Regions from separate parts of the Homo sapiens genome. Here region 2 is linked to region 1. A link is an interaction called in ENCODE POLR2A ChIA-PET data of the cell type or tissue named here. Cell type or tissue: HCT116. All regions are shown on one strand. Links, peaks and the distances in the headings refer to the core of each region. The heading gives the core; the rest is flanking DNA.

Region 1 (4,386 bases), core at 295-4,294:
CAGCTAATTTTTTGTATTTTTAGTAGAGACGGAGTTTCACCGTGGTCTCAATCTCCTGACCTCGTGATCCGCCCGCCTGGGCCTCCCAAAGTGCTGGGATTACAGGCGTGAGCCACTGCGCCCGGCCACCTAGGCTGGTCTCAAACTCCTGGTGTCAAGTGATCTTTCTGCCTTGGCCTTCCAGAGTGCTGGCGTGAGCCGCCATGCCTGGCCCAAAAGCTAGCTTTGAGGGTGCTAGAGACCTCCCTCAGCTTTCACGGACAGGAATAATGCCTGTTTTTTTTTCTGAATGTTTAAGCATCCTGGGATTGGAAAACTGCAGGGCAGAACTCTGGGGACACAGCACCTAGGTGGTGGGTTCCTTGAGAGCAGCAAGGGCCTGAGGAGAGTGGGTAACCCCCTCAAAGGTGTATAGACTTTGGCAGCCACTTTGGCTCTGCACGTAAGCTGTCACCCCATGGCCCAGAGATTACCTGCCTGTGTTTCAAATGTGGATGTAGAGGGGTGGGGTGGGAATTCTGGTGGGCTAAAAATGTGGTGTGAGCCAAACAGGCTATGAAAAAAAATAGTGTTTGCTATTAAGCAAGACACGCTCAGACTACAAAAGGCAACGAAGTGGGGTTCACCAAAGCAGAACCAGGCTTAATACCAGCTTGAGAGTGAGCTCCAAACACACCAGAGAGCACAGAGAAAAGCAGGATGGGATCTCAGGGGCTACAGCCACAGGGACTTCCCAGGAAGAGGAAGAGTGGAGATCTACAGGGTCAGTGGAGGAGAGCAGGAAGAGAAGGGTTTTACTCTTCCAGAAGTCTGATGGCCTACCGCAGTCCCCAAGGAACATGGTGCAAGTGGCCTTTGCCCAAAGCAGGGACCCAAAGCCACAGCTTAATATCACAGCACAAAATTCATTCCTTCAATAAGCATATACTTTTTTCTACTTCCTCCCAACTAGTCTCCTTGTTTCTTGCTTCTGTCCAATCCAGTCCCCCCATAACAGCCATGGAGAGACTTCTAAAATGGACTCTGTTGCTTATGTTCTCTGGCAGAGGGGGACCAGGCATCAGGGACTGAAAGGCCTCGGCCCCTTGCATGTCTTTCTTCATGTCTCTGCCTGTTTTCTCAGATGCTCCCTCTGCTGCTGCAGTGCTGGGAACCTTCTCCAAAGGGGAAGAGGATCTCCAGTCTCCATCTCCACACCCTGAAAGTCGAAACTTAAAGCTGCCCAGTTCCAACTCAAAAGATGGAGGCTACCCTGGAGTATCCTTGATTCCATCTGCTCCCTGACCTGCTGAGAGTGGCCACCTTCTGTGACTCACTGCCTCTCTACCGTATCCCCCTCCTCCACACTGGGAGCTTCCAACTCTGCCGGGAAATGGAGCAAGAGGGGCAGAACCCCAGAAGCAGACTCTGCAGCCAGTTTGCAGTCCATGTTAACTTGACCTAATTCACAAGGAGAGGTCCCCATTTATAAAGAAACAAACCTATTCAGGGAAGACCAACTCGGGGACTTCAACACCCTGAAAATACTCCAAGTACCAGAGTCTTTTCTCTCCAGGCCCAGACTGTTCAAGGTCTTAAGCAGCCCAACACTTGGCATTTGGAAAACAAGCAATTACCATTTCATCCGAACAAATGACATCCTGAAGTCTAGTTAGGAAGACAGCCTGGTGAGAGATTTGTTTTCTGAGTTGTAAATGTACTTAAAGGAAAAAAAGTCCTGATGATCTAAAATTCATATTACCTTTGCTTTTGCATTCCTCAAGTCCCTCGTTTAAACAAAAATGAAATTATATGAAATTAGAATTGCTCCCCCTCTTCAAGTAATCTATCAAAGCAGGGTTCGATTGGTATGCCTTCTCCTAAAATAGTGTTTCTCAACATGTGGTCACCTCTGATACATACTTTAAATATACATTCCTAGATTCTACTCCAGATTGCAGACAGGGAGTGGGGGAGGGCACAGTCGTTTCTAACAGGCTTTCTAAGAAATTCCCATGGAAATTTGAGAACCACTGTCCTAACCAGTGAAAGGCAAAAAAATATATACATACAGATAAAAAATAAAGACTCTTATGAGCTTATATGAACTGGAAGTTTTGGAATCCCCCAAATGCCTGTAACTTCTCTCAAAAAATATTTCATGCAATTACTTGCAGAAGGCTGCTAGCATGTTGTAAACAGAAAAACAGATGAGAATACGAACTCCTCAAATCATAAGAATAATTTACTCCAGGAAGGTGATGGGTTGCCCTTGGTGCAGAGGTGGGATGAGACCTGTAAAGACAGAGACATTCAGGTCTGGCAGGTTCCCCTCTGGTTGCGGGTATAGGAACAGACAGGGATACTGGGGGAGGACAAACTGCCATCAGGCAGGGCCAGGAGGCAGAACAGCAGGAATGCTGAGGTGCCCCATCTTTGTTGGGATGTCCATCCTCCTCCATACAGCCTCATGCTTCACTGCATGCCTTCCACACCCCATCAGCGGCAGAAAATTGTTCCTGCTTAATTTAAGCGAGTCACAGATCCCACCCCGGTTTCCAGCCACGGGTTTAGACATGTGCCCAAACCTGGCCAATGAGATGGGAAGGCAGTGTCTGCTCAGGGACTTCTGGGAAATGACTCCTCCCTATAAAGAAGAGCTATGGGAAGAGACTATCCCTTCTTGTCTGGCACATTGTGGAGTCTGCTACGAAGCCTAGAACTGCAGCAGTCATCTTGCTATCGTCCAAGACTAAGCCTGGAACGGAAAAAAGAGATAGAGCTGAGGCCCTGAAGCTTGCAGCCAACCTGTCTCTGGCCTTCCAATTATGTGAGATAACAATAATCTTTATCATTTAGGCCACTTTGAATTGGGTTCCTGTTAAATCACATCCTAATGGCTAAACGGAATTTCTTAAAACCCCCAACCCTGCGTATGAGAAATGTGAAATCAGAGAGAGAAATTTTTATTATTGTAAGAGTTGATGCTTTAGAATTTTTTCTAGGAAGAAAATGGTTTTGTTGAGGAAAACACCTTGAGAACTATTAGGGCAAGAAGAGGAGCTTCAAAGATCTGAGTGTCAGCTGGGAAAGAGGTGTCAGGTGGGGGACAGCTCTGTGTTGTAAAGGAGGAAGGGAGACAACACTCTGGAGGAAGACATGACAGAAATAAGAAAGAGACACCAACGAGAAGGCTTTGGGGTTTGTGAGGTGACCCCCTCCCTCTGCTAAGTTCATAAATACTCCCTGTGAGTGGATTCCTTGTAGTCCTAGTGAAGGGATGAATTGTGCATACAGGAAACATGAGCATTTGGATCAGAGATGGCTTGCACAGTTGCAAGAGCCCAGAAGGATAAGCACCATGAGGAGTCACAGTAGACTTGGGGAATGCTTTGGACTTACCTAGACTGTGGAATTTGGGATTGGGAGCAATCTTTCCCAAAGCTCAAATACTAAGGGGGGACCTGACAATTAGGTTACAAGGGCAAGTTTTTCACTCCATTTGAAAAGAAGGCCAATGGCTTCATCAAAGCCTCTCTGGATTGTAGCTCATCAGTAGAGGTACAAAAATCCTAGAGAATATGAACAAAAAAAAAAAAGAAAAAAACAAATAAACCAAAACCCAATTTCAATGTCCAGCATTTGAAGAATGGAGTATCTCTGAGAGGTGGAGTAGCTGGAGATACTAAACAAATTAGAGCCATTCCTACAGAGCCAGCAATGAAGAAGCTAGTGCAGTTGGAAAAGTGTGGGCCTAGCTGCCACTGGCTTCAGGAGAAGAGGTGGGTCCTCGTCTTTTTGCCAGACCTGGCCAGATGGAAGTGCACCATCTGCCTGGCCCCTGCATCTGCATGTAACAAGGCATCTGCTGAGGCTATCCAAAACTAGCACAGCCTCATAGATGAAGCTGAGTGGCTGCCCGCCAGTCCCCATTCCTATTTCATGGGAAGAGCAATGAAATCATTAGAAGACCCAAGACATGTCTCTAAGGATGACAGAGGATCCCAAAGGGCCCAAGACCGGCTGGCACTTCCATATCTTTCTCACAACGGAATCCTGGGCCTTGGAAAATGTGGATGACTTTGGTGAAGAAGCAGTGGCTACAGAGATCAGGCTGGAGGATGGAATTTGCGATTCTTGCACCATACCACCTGAATAAGGGCAAACCTGGAAGCCACAAGCTAGCCTAGACACTGGCTGATCTGACCAAGAGACCTGAGTATGCAGCTGAATGGAGAAAATGCCTGGTCAAAGCTGCACAGCTAGGCAGGGCCAATAACAGAGCACCTGGCTCCAGGATACCTGCCTGGAGTTCCAGCTATTGCCGACTGGGCTTCCCTGCCTCATGCTCACCACTTAAGATGCTCTACCAACTTAGTTCATGCAGGTGAGGGACATGAAATAATT
Region 2 (4,386 bases), core at 205-4,204, 57 kb before region 1:
CTCATGAATGGCAGTGCTGGGAATTCACCGAATCTGGGTCTGATGCTCCCCTTCCTTGCAGGGCCAAGCCTGTTCTCGGCAGGCAGCAGCAGCCTCTCATCATGGCGCCAAAGATGCCTCTCCCAGAGCCTTGCAACCTGCCTAGGAGAGACCAAACTCCTCTCTGAAACCACAGTATCCCAGGAGCACAGCCCGTAAGCTAAGCGGCTCTCAGATTCTCTCTGTGAATCTTTGAGCATTGAGGGAAGAGCCAAGAAGCCCTTTCGGGAAACCATGGGTTAACCTAGCCTCCACTGACCTTTCTGGAGTGACTCAGTATTCTCAGAAGGGAGTTTTTTTGTTCTTCCAGCTTTGAATTTTTGCTTTCATTTTAGCAGCACAAAGAATGTGAAAGAGATTAGGTTGCTATTAATACCACGGGTCTATCTCTAGATGGACAACTGATGGGGGGAATTGTTGGGGGTGACTGCACGTGGAGCTCTCTTAGCCCTTCTGCAAATCCAGAGGGTGATGGAGGGACACTGAGAACTCACCAGTCTTACCCCTGCACCCATTTTTACCAATGGGGAACCGAGGCCCAGAGGGGCAGGCATGTGACCAAGGCCACATCTATGAGTGAGGGGCAGAGTCAGAAAAGTCCCCAGAGCACCCATGCCCCGAGCCCGGCTGCATGTGGCAGCTTTCTGACTTTTCATTTTGACGGTTTTGCTCATAGTAAAGGGTAAGCCATTGTGTCTGTGCTGTGAAAGCAGGCGTCCTTCGGCAGTGACTCGTCATTGTTCTTGCTCTCATGCTCTCATGGTCACTCTCGCAGGAGAGAGGATGCTCCCCACAGGAGATCTGCTGAAAGTGCTGGGAGGTGCCTCTGGGGGTCCCCTGGGCCTGGCCAACTGCAGAGCTGGGTTCCGCGACTCCACAAGTGAGCCGGATGGGAAGCCTGCCTTGGGAAAGCCCCATCCTGCTTCCTAACCTTGGCCTGCTCACGGGGCTTTGTTGCTTGGCAGATTCCGTTCTAATCCTTCCTCTGCCTCTCCCTTGCTGGATAAATCTCCCCTGGCCTCAGTTCCCTCATTTGAAAATGGAGGTAATAGCACCCACCTTTTAGCGTTGTTGTAACGATTAAATCAGGAAATACATGCAAGGTGCTGGTACATAGAGTCCACTCAGTGCCCTCGCCATTCTCCAAACAGGGCAGCTGAGTTCTCTAAGCATGCACAGCATCAACAAAACCAAGCCAAGGCTCAGAGAGACTCTGGTGTTCATCCTAGTGGCTCAGAGCTCCCAGATTTGTCTCCTGCAAGTAAAAGAGACTCAGTCCTGGTCTTTGCTGTGGACAGTCCCAGGTCTGTGCTGGGCTTGCCCCATGTCTGTGCTGTGCTCAGTCCCAGGTCCGTGCTGTGGTCAGTCCCAGGTCTGTGCTGTGGTCAGTCCCAGGTCAGTGCTGTGGTCAGTCCCAGGTCCGTGCTGTGGTCAGTCCCAGGTCCGTGCTGTGCTTGCCCCGTGTCTGTGCTGTGCTCAGTCCTAGGTCTGTGCTGTGGTTACCCCATGTCTGTGCTGTGCTCACCCCATGTCTGTGCCGTGCTCAGTCCTAGGTCTGTGCTGTGGTTACCCCATGTCTGTGCTGTGCTCACCCCATGTCTGTGCTGTGCTCAGTCCCAGGTCTGTGCTATGGCTGCCCAAGGTCTGTGCTGTGGCTGCCCAACGTCTGTGCTGTGCTCAGTCCCAGGTCTGTGCTGTGCTTGCCCCAGATCTGTGCTGTGCTTAGTCCCAGGTCTGGGCTGTGCTCAGTCCCAGGTTGGTCTGGTTTCAAAGCCCCAGTTCTTTCCACTATCCCTGTACTCATGATGACTCCCCCAAAACAGAGGTTTTTGTTCCACAGGTGAGACATGAGGCCTAGTGTGGAATCCCTCCTGGAAGAGAGCCAGCCACAGTGTCTGGCCAAGTAGGTATTTGTGCTGTGCTGAACAAGTGGGTAAGTGAGTGACTGAAGGGGGTACAGCCACCCCCCAGTGTGTGGTGGAAGCCCCAGGATTCTCTCCTGAAAGTGGATCTAGATTGAAGGGAATTGTGCAGGAGCAGGAATGGTGAAGGGCGGAGATGCAGGGAGAAAGCCTCGGTGGCAACAGAAAAGGGAGGATGAGGAAGTGGAAGTCACTTCCCCCAAGACTGTGTCCCCTAAACAAAGTCACGTTTCGGGAGGCTGGCCCTGAGAACCCCGACAATCCTGGGGTTTGCACCTCTGTGGGAAACCTTCTTAGGGCCCGATTTTCTCCAGCCCTGCTCTCCGCTCCTGTGGAGCTCGTATAGGCTTTGTTGGCTGGGGGTGCCCTGGGAAGGAGCCAGCACCTGCTCAGACCAATGACAGGAAATAAGCCTAAACATCTCCCCAGGTTTCCTTTCCAGCTTGTTCACTTCAGGAATTCTTTTTTTAAAAATAGGTCCACTTGAAAAAATTTTTTCTTCTTCAAAATATGTACAATTGCTCAATCGGAGGCAGTTCAAAGGCACCGAGAATAGCAGCAAAGTATCTGAGCCTCCCATTTAGCGCCTAGCAGATATAAATCTTGCCCAGTTCTGTTTGTTCCAGGCTGCTCAGCAGCCTCTTCCCTGAGTCACTCACTCAAGAGTGACATGAGTCATCATCCTGGGGTCAAGGACCACACGGCATTCTGGGTCTGTGAGATCCCATAAAGGGCAGGGCACCGAGGGGTCTCCAGGAAGACATGGAGGATCAGGAACTGTCTCCTAGGCCCTAGGCTTGGCTCTGCCTCCCCACATGGGTGACTTTAGAGAGTCACTAAGCCTGAGAAGTAGGTGGATTTCTGGGCCCTTCTAACTTGTACTTTGGAGGAATCTCTTTAGTGGTGCACAGGAGCCTGCTTGTTCCAGCTCATAAGAGTCTAATGTAATTTTCAAGAATTCTGTGAACTGGTGGTTAAACACAGACATTATTAAAAAATAAATTACATGAACTCACATTAAACAAAAAGGAGATAAATACTCAAAATAACTGCTTTTTAATTATTTTACTACATTTTACTATTATCTATGCTCTTCTGAAGATTTATTTCTATTGTCTCTGCATAGCGGAAACTATATAATGATTTGCTACTGCCCATCTCTTCTCAGTTCCATGATCAGTGAGGGTGAGTTAGTAGCTTGCCATTGGTCATAGTGGGAGTATCTATACCATGGAAATTGGCAAACACTATGTACATATCAGGGCCTTTTCCCCCCAGAGAGCTGGCCGTGGAACATTGCCAGCACACCACTGAGCTACTCAGCCCCAGGCTCCCTGATTCTTGCTCCTACCAGGGTGCAGAAGGAACACAGATGACTTTAGTATCACCCCAAGATAGCACAGTTATGGAGACTTCATTGCCAATTGTCTTTGGACAACTTTTCCCAAGTGGACTATGAATCCCTTATCCTCAACACATCCCTGACAGAGCTCATTGTTTCTTTCCCTCCCCAGCCCACTCCTCCTGTGCCCCAGAGAATGGCACTCAAGCTACAAACCTAGAAGTCACCGTGACTCCTTCATTTCTGTCACCCTCCACATTCAATTAGATGACTCTGAGTCCCATCAATCCTAGTTCAGAAATGCCCTTCCTCCCATCCCTGGCACCCCTGCCCATGGCTCTGTGTGACCTGAGTCACTGCAACAGCCTCATTTGTCTCCTTACCTCTGGCCTGGTCCCTTCCAATGACCCTCCATAATGATACCAGAGCAGTCTGTCTGAAACACAAATTGGATCATCCTTCCCCTTCATAAACTCCTTGAGGATTGATTCCCTTTTACCATGGGGGGGCCAGTTCTGAGTCAAGCTCCTAGCCCCTCTCTCGAGGCTGATCCCCTCTTTCAACCTTTGTACACCTTATGCCCCAACCACAGTGGACCAAAAGCCAACCTCCAAACATGCCCTGCTTTTTTACACCCTTTGCATACATCCTCCTCCTTATACTTGGGCTGCCTTCTGTCCTCCTTCTATACTTTATGGGTTCCTACTTGTCCTCCAAGACCCAGTTCACATATCTCCTCCTTCATAAACCCATTCCTCCTCTTCACCTCAGGAAAAGTTACTCCCTTCCTGTAGTAGTTTCCTACTGCGTCTGTACCAAATTTCCACATATTTGGTGGCTTAAAACTGCACAAATTCATTATCTTACAATTCTTGAGGTCAGAAGTTCAAAATCCATCTCAGCAGGCTAAAGTCTAAGCATCAGCAGGGCTGTGCTTCTTCAGGAGGCTCTAGGGGAGAATCCATTTCCTGCCATTTCCAGCTTTAGAGGCTGCCTACATTCGTTGGCTGGTGACCCTTTTTTCTCCATCCTCAAAGCCAGCAGAGTCGCTGGCATCTTTTCTCCCCTCTGATCTCTGCTTCC

Evidence for each region. ChIA-PET counts read pairs that join two places held together with the same protein. Peaks named below come from ENCODE experiments on the same cell type or tissue, not always from the same donor. Only the 100,000 strongest peaks of a DNase experiment are listed, where the experiment ranks them.
Region 2: POLR2A ChIA-PET joins it to region 1 with 5 read pairs; 5 of 35 experiments call an interaction of 5 or more read pairs at or near these places.

Annotation. Positions count from the first base shown.
Region 1 is chr11:10,714,419-10,718,804 of GRCh38, forward strand. No RefSeq gene overlaps it. Among named protein-coding and RNA genes, the nearest start is that of IRAG1, 23 kb to the left of the region's middle. In HCT116, for the core only: no CTCF peak of the experiment used is centred there; no DNase peak of the experiment used is centred there.
Region 2 is chr11:10,657,286-10,661,671 of GRCh38, forward strand. All of the region lies in intron 1 of IRAG1 (inositol 1,4,5-triphosphate receptor associated 1), which reads right to left. Among named protein-coding and RNA genes, the nearest start is that of IRAG1, 34 kb to the right of the region's middle. RefSeq lists enhancers at 1-761, 366-515, 1,884-3,083 and a silencer at 2,137-2,431. In HCT116, for the core only: no CTCF peak of the experiment used is centred there; DNase peaks (open chromatin) are centred at 304 and 2,576; H3K4me3 peaks cover 1,131 bases; H3K27ac peaks cover 4,000 bases.